2 separate regions of the Homo sapiens genome follow, and region 2 is linked to region 1. Evidence: chromatin contacts called from ENCODE Hi-C or POLR2A ChIA-PET data. All regions are on one chromosome and are shown on one strand. Each heading gives the region's core, a stretch centred on a gene start or an enhancer-like site at or near the end of the contact. The rest is flanking DNA. Distances are from core to core; before and after follow the strand shown. Region 1 has its middle 21 kb from the start of DGKG. Region 2 holds the start of LINC02020 (long intergenic non-protein coding RNA 2020).

What was found. Hi-C counts contacts between places; a loop is a spot of excess contacts on that map. ChIA-PET counts read pairs that join two places held with the same protein, here RNA polymerase II (POLR2A). Pooled maps may share reads with other maps.
Region 2: a loop to region 1 is called in a map of cardiac septum, with 2.8 times the contacts of the local background. The contact joins the promoter of LINC02020 here to the enhancer-like site in region 1. A Hi-C loop is called at or near these places in 1 of 168 maps with a recorded cell type or tissue (cardiac septum) and 3 of 50 pooled maps. POLR2A ChIA-PET finds 5 or more read pairs at or near these places in 1 of 52 experiments (activated CD4-positive, alpha-beta T cell).

What each region holds. Positions count from the first base shown.
Region 1 is chr3:186,381,702-186,385,648 of GRCh38, reverse strand. No RefSeq gene overlaps it. Among named protein-coding and RNA genes, the nearest start is that of DGKG, 21 kb to the right of the region's middle. RefSeq lists an enhancer at 2,732-3,233. Within about 2 kb of position 2,193, at least 4 of the 41 ENCODE cell types and tissues checked have a DNase peak (open chromatin) inside an H3K27ac peak, as active enhancers do.
Region 2 is chr3:186,438,727-186,442,203 of GRCh38, reverse strand. LINC02020 (long intergenic non-protein coding RNA 2020) reads right to left here and starts at 1,859. Exons shown (of 4, transcript NR_151710.1): 1 at 1,756-1,859; 2 at 1,083-1,222; 3 at 123-359.

The DNA.
Region 1 (3,947 bases), core at 944-3,443:
CTCCCCACCCTCTGACTCAGGGAGGGCATTAGCTATTCATGAGGGGTCCATCCATGACCCAACCACCTCATGACCCAAATGCCTCCCATGAAGTCCACCTCAGCATTGGGAATCAGATTTCAGCATGAGATTTGCAGGGGACAAACAAACCCAACTGTAGCACCTGGGAAGGAAATCACGCTCTGTCATTACTGGGCCTGGGGCTTTCCGCATGTGCACTGGTGCCTCAGGCTTTGGGGACTCCAACTCGCAAGAAATCTTAGAGAGTGAGACACGCTTTCTTCCCCAAGATCACCCCTACCCCCATTTCCACCTTTATCCTTTCCTCCTCCTCTAGTATTTCCTCCCTCTCCATCTCTAACCACCATTACCACCCTTGCACCTCCTCCTTCATCTCTACCTTCATCTCCAACCACCATTATCACCACTACCTTCATCATTGGCCACCATCACCTCCTCTGCCAACATTGCTTCCACCACTGGCCTTACTACTTACACTGCCACCATCATTGCCACCTCTACCTCCACTACCACCCCCCATTGTCCTCCCTTACCACCATCACTGCCAGTTCTACCACTATAACCACCAACACCATCATGGCCACTCTCCCCTCATTGTTGTAATTATTGTCATTCTCATCTCCATCATCACCTCCACCTCCATCATGACCATCATCACTGCCACCATCACTACTGTTACCAATCCCACACCACCTTCATCATGACCACTGCCACCACATAATTCTGGGTGTTTGATGTGTAAGTCTGTGCTTTGTGGGGGTCAAATCTCGCTTGTTTCTTTCTTTTTTTTTTTTTTTTTTTTTGATTTTTTGAGACAGAGTTTCTCTCTTGTTGCCCAGGCTGGAGTGCAATGGCGCGATCTCAGCTCACTGCAACCTCCGCCTCCTAGTTCAAGCAATTCTCCTGCCTCAGCCTACCCACTAGCTGAGATTACTGGTACCTGCCACCATGCCCAGCTAATTTTTTGTATTTTTGGTAGAGACGGGGTTTCACCATGTTAGCCAGGCTGGTCTCGAACTCTTGACCTCAGGTGATCTGCCCGCCTCGGCCTCCCAAAGTGCTGGGATTACAGGCATGACGCGCCGCGCCCGGCCACTTGTTACTATTTCTTATAAAAATTCCTCCCTTTATAAAAGTCCTTTACAATCTATAAATCTCCAAGCACAAACTAGCAAACTGTTTATTTTAGGTACTGTAACTTTAATTCATGAATTGGGAATTTGAATTAAATGACCCACACATTTTCCTCCTGCTCCAGAATTTTTGGCCTTTCCATGAGAATTTCTGACAGACTTAGATTAAGACTCTGTAGAAGGGGATAAGGCACAATGACCCCCTCTGCACAAGCAAGCACCTCCAACTCACAACATTCAGCATTGACTTATAACCCAGCAATGTGTCCCAGGAATCCTGGCTTGTGGCAAAACTTGGGGGATGCATGACATGCAGGAACAGTCATCATGGAGAATTAGAGAAAACTGGTGTTAAAGCCTTTCAGGCTACTTACTTTGCTGAATTATCTTAGGCAAGCCACTTTTATCCCTCTCAGCCTCAGTTCTCTACCTGTAAATGGGGACAGTTTTGCCCGCTTTCTAGTATTCCTGAGAGGATTAAAAGAAAAGACAATATGTGAAAATACGTGATGCAAGTCTTGGAACACAAGGGGTGTTGGTTCCTTCCCTCTTCTCTCCCACTGCTCTGAGACCCTGCAGCCTTCAGCTGCTGGGGGAACACCATTCTCGATCTAATCCTCTGAGACAGTGGGCTTCCTGTTCTCAGTTCTATCTGAAATGGCTCTAAAGAAAGAACACAGTGATCCTGTAAAATGTCACTGAATCAGAAGCTCTGCAGCTTTGCCAACAATCTGGGGGAGAGGACTCCAGAGCGGCTTCAGGGAGAGTGAGAGGACACAGTCCTGGGACTGGATTCTGGGATGGGGATGGATCCCAGGACTTTCGTTTTTTTCTGCTTCTCTGGTATGGGAATGTACATACCACACCCACAGGCCGATCTCATTGTTGGACAGAGGACAGGGGCAAGCAGGGAATGGGATCAGAACCCCCAGAAGCTCAGAACGGTGCCTCTGAGCCTCGATTGGTTCATGACCCACATTCGAATGACGCTGCCCGGGCAGTGGCTTCCGCACAGCTCTCAGCCTCAGAGCATACAGATGAGCGGACTGGCAGACTCCCTGCTGCCCATCCACTCAGTTCACTCAGCAGGTTTTCTCACTCTGCTTCTCTCCCAGTCTCTATGTGAGGGTCTCTCCAGCCTTTAGCCCACGCGTCTCTCCCTCCCGGTGGCCTCAGCAAGGCTGGCAGGGTCTCTCAGTGGGAACTGGCAGGCCACAGGGCCACAGAAGTACAGGCTGGGGTTAAGGAGCCATTTAGAGACAATGACTTCATGACAATGGCCTCCCCTCTAGCCTAGCTGTTAGCACTGTCCTCGAAAGCCCAGAATCAGCTCCCAGAATTACGGTAAGGAAACCAGCCGGGTCTGCTTGTGAGGAGCCTTCCTATTTCCTTTTTAGCACAAAAGACCCCACAAAGGGAATAAATTATGACCAAACCCTGGGGTTCATGTGTTGGAATCCACTGGAGGTGGAAACATCACTGATACACTGAGCCCTGGATATGATCCCTGTTCTACTGCTTACTAACTAGATGACTTTGGGCATGTTACTTATTCTCTTTCTTCATGCCTTGCTATCTTTATCTGTAAGATGGGAATAAATAATGACACCTGTTTAACAGGGTTGTCGTGAATTTAAATGAGACTTACTTCCTGGCACGTGAAGATTTTCCAGTGTTCTACAAATGTTAGCTAATGCTTTTCTTACTACAACTACCTCCACCACAGCAACAATCACTGTCATTATCAGCAAAGCTTGTTAGAAGAGCTAACCCCACACCCCAAAGTTAGAATCACCCTTAGCTACCATTTCATTAGCACCTACTGTGTAAACACTGCTGGGTGCCTTTGTTGACATTAACTCTTCTAAGCCTCAAAATTAGCCTGTGTAGTGGGCCGTATAATTTCCCAACCTGAGATGAGAAACCTCAGTGATAATAGAGGTTTTCCTAAGGTCCCAAGGAAAATGAGGATAAGGAAGAGGATTTGATATACTCTTGATCTGAGCATTTCTCTAGTTATTTATGCCTTGTTTCATTCCCAAAGAGGAGTTGAGGGCATGTACAAGTCATCGGTGTGCCAAGCAGCGGTGTGCCCTAGAAAGTACAAAAGCACCAAAACTGAGGACAGCTGGGTCGAAATCCCAGCTCTATCACTTACTAGCCAAGTGCCTTGAGTATGTAAATAAAACCTCTGTAAGTTTCAGTTTCTGTTACCCATGGATTAGCTATGCAAACTGAAAGGTACTCACTATTATGCCCATTTTTCTGATAAGTGACTTAATATTCAGAGATATTGAAACTTTACAAAGTTTACAAAGCTATTAGGTAAGTAAAGCATAGACCTGGATACTGGCCCCAGGTTGATCTGATTTCAAATTCCAAAGTTCTTCCTATGATTCTGGGCTATCTGAATGGTGCCCTTCCCAAGTACAGAGCTGGAGTTTCACGTAGTATAATGCTTCCTATTACATTGTGGTACTGTTGGTTTTCTAGTGGCATTACCCTTAAAGGGAAAAACAAAACAGGTCAATAGACATTCTGACTCCTCCCTTTGCTATTGTCCCTCCCAAATGACTCAATTCCTTTATTCAAGAATAATTAAAAATACCTCCTTCAAAATGTGAGGTGTGAGAGAGTTACCACTAGGGAACATATCTGAGTCATGAGGTACCAAATTATGTTAGCAGCGGCGAATCCATACGGGTCTGCAGCAACCTCAGTTCTTGCTTCCTCACAAGAAAGAATTCAACCGAGGGGCACAGGGCAGAGTGAGAGACCAAGGCAAGTTTTAGA
Region 2 (3,477 bases), core at 610-3,109, 57 kb before region 1:
TCCATTTCTAAGTCCAGATATCTAATGGAATTAAATGCCCATTTTATATGCCCATTTTAGATATTTAGATAATTTAGATAATTAGATGCCCAATTTAGATAATGTTGTAACATAGTCCTTACCTGCAGATAGCCACACAGCTGATGGAGTTAGAAAGAAGTACCTCATTAAAACTGGTAGTCGAGATCAGAACTATGAATTCTGATTATCCCAAACTGAGAAACAAAGTCTTTTAACAATATAATTTTAGGCTAGATGCGGTGGTTCACGCCTGTAATCCCAGCATTTTGGGGAGGCCAAAGTGGGAGGATGGCTTGAGCCCAGGAGTTCCAGAACAGGGCTATAGTGAGAGCCCATCTCTACAAAAAAATTTTAAAAATTAGCTGAGTGTGGTGGCATGTGCCTGTAGTCCCAGCTACTCCAAAGGCTGAGGCAGGAGGATCACTTGAGCTCAGGAGTTCAAGGCTGCAGTGGACCATGATTTTGTATGTATATATATATATATGATTTTATATACAGCATTCTCTGTGTTAAGTGTTACTAAATTTAAAATGCGGAAATACAACCAGTAAAAAACCAACATTAAGAACTTTCTACTGTTTCAACACTGGCAATTTGCTTTCCACAAGACATTGCCACATTAAATTAATGTTGCTGCTTTTATTTTGATCAGTGTTGTAGTTTGTTTGTATTTAATCTAGAAAGTTTATTTGAACTTTATAACTGAACAAAAACCACAGCCATATACTTTTTACTTGTACTGTGATATTATAATAAAAATAATTTAAGTCTACACTGGTAATCTGTGAGAATTATTGGCCCTCTAGAATGAGTGCACATAGGACGCTGATGATGTAGAGAAAGAGAAGGTTGCTAATGGCAAGAATGAGAACGGCATGGTGGTTGGTAGGCATTTTGCGGGCCAGAATGCTCCCTGACAGTGTCCCAAGGGTTTTTCTGTTTCACTGATAGCAAATATTAGACAGATGGGAAGGGCCCCTGCAGATTCAAAGGTACAGCTCACAGTCAGCAATGCTCTTGGGAGGAGTTGGAGACAGGCAAGCAAAGGCAGCCACTGTTACCAGGAGAAGCCAAGTGGGGTGGTATTCCAGGGGCTTGAGAGCAGCGACCAATGTGTGGTGTTGTCCCTCTTATAGGTGGATGACTCAGATCCAGCAGGCCGATCCTTCACCAAGAGCCAGGGCAAGAATTCAAGCAGAACCTGCATATCATATGACTATATTTAACAGTTCTAAATCACAAAGAGTTGAACAACATGCTTTCTATTCTCCTTCCTTGACAAATATATCTTCATAATGATTAGATAGAAAAATACGAGTAAAGTTCAAAGTTTCTAATTGACTGAAAGCTGGCAAAACGTCAACGATGACTGAACATAATTATTATCGCATATACTGGGAATTCTGTTGATGGGCCTGTGGTGTTTGGATGAATAATCAATGAAGATATTAATAATTCATAAATTATATGCTTTTTAAATAACATTTACTTTTTCCTTTATCCTGGCAAAATCAGTAACTATGTCATTGTACTCAAGATTTTCATGTAATTTGTGTTCTAGGGAAAGTAATGATCTAAAGCTGCATTTGTAATATGATATACCATGTAACATATGATATGATATATAAATATGATATGATATAGGATACAATATAATAGCCATAAAATAAATGTGGCTGTTTTAATTTAAATTATAGAAAATTTAAAATTCAGTTCCCCAGTTGTACCAGTCACCTTTCAGACACTCAGTAGTCACAAGTGGCTAGTGGTTACCATATTGGATAGTGTGGATATAGAGCATTTTCATCATTGCTTAAAGTTCTACAGTCATGCACCAAATAATGATGCTTCAGCCAATGGCAGACCACATATACAATGGTGGTCCCATCGGATTCTAATAGAGCTGAAAAATTCCTATTACCTAGTGATAGTGTAGCCATGGTAACATCATAGTGTAATGCATTACTTACATGTATGTGGTTATGCTGGGGTAAACAAATTGACTGCTCTGCCAGTTGTATAATAAAAGTATAGCACATCCAGTTATGTATAGTACATAATACTTGATAATAAATGACTATGGTACTGGTTTATGTATCTACTATACTTTTTGCTGTTATTTTAGTGTACTCTTTCTACTTATGAAAAAAAAGCTAGCTGGAAAACATCCTCAGACAGGTCCTCCAGGAAGGATTCGAGAAGAAGGCATTGTTATCAGAGGAAATGAAGCTCCACGCTTGTTATTGCCCCTGAAGACCTTCCAGTGGGACAGGAGGGGAGGCGGAAGACAGTGATCCTGATGATTCTGACCCCGTGTAGGCCTAGGCTAATGTGTGTATTTGTGTCTTCGTTTTTAACAAAAAAGTTTAAGAAGTAAAAATTAAAAATTTCAAAAATAGAGAAAAGCTTATAAAGTAAGGATATAAAGAAATAAAATATTTTTGTTCCGCTCTACAATGTTTGTGTTTTAAGCCAAGTGTCATTACTAAATAGTCAAAACGTTTTAAAAAAATTTAAAAGTTTATAAAGTAAAAGAGAGTAAGGTAAGGTTAATTTGTTACTGAAGAAATAAAAGTATTTTAAAATAAATTTAGTGTCTTCTAATGGACAGTATTTATAAAGCATAGAGTAGAATACAGTAATGTCCTAGACCTTCACACTCACTCACCACTCACTCACTGACTCACCCAGAGATATTTCCAAGCCTGCAAGTTCAATTCATGGTAAGTGCCTTCTACAGGTGGACTTAAAAACAATCTTTTATGTTGTATATCTACTGCAGCATTTCTGCATTTAGGTATGTTTAGATACACAAATATCATTGCGTTACATTGCCTACATTGTTCAGTACAATAACATGCTGTGCAGGTTGGCAGCCTAGGAGCAATACGCTATACCATATTGCCCAGGTGTGCAGTAGACTACACTCAAGGTTTATGTAAGTACACTCCATAATGTTTGTGCAATGATGGAATTGCCTCACAATGCATTTCTTAGGACATATCTGTCACAAAGCGACATATAACTGTATTAAGTTGCACTGATCTAAAGTATTAAAAATTAAGATATAATTGCATTGAAATTATACCAAATTGAGTATACTTAATAAAAATATAATTGCGGTAAATATGAAAGATAAAAAACTAAAATTATTTTTATATATATTTTCCATAAGTTTTTCTAAAATTTTCAAAATGATTGTTTAGTGATACAATCTAAATGATAGTGAATGAATACCAGTGTTTTAATAAAATATTTAAATAAAGCTGAAAAACCTTTTATTTAATTTTTAAGTTTTAATTAAATATTATTAATTTTTATACAATTAAAACTATTTGCAATTTTCATGTTCAATGTCCATCTAGTTGCCAATGTAAAGAATCATTATCAAACTTCCATAAATACACACACACATTTAAAAGTGATGTGAAATGTTTAATATTGCAAAATGTTCCC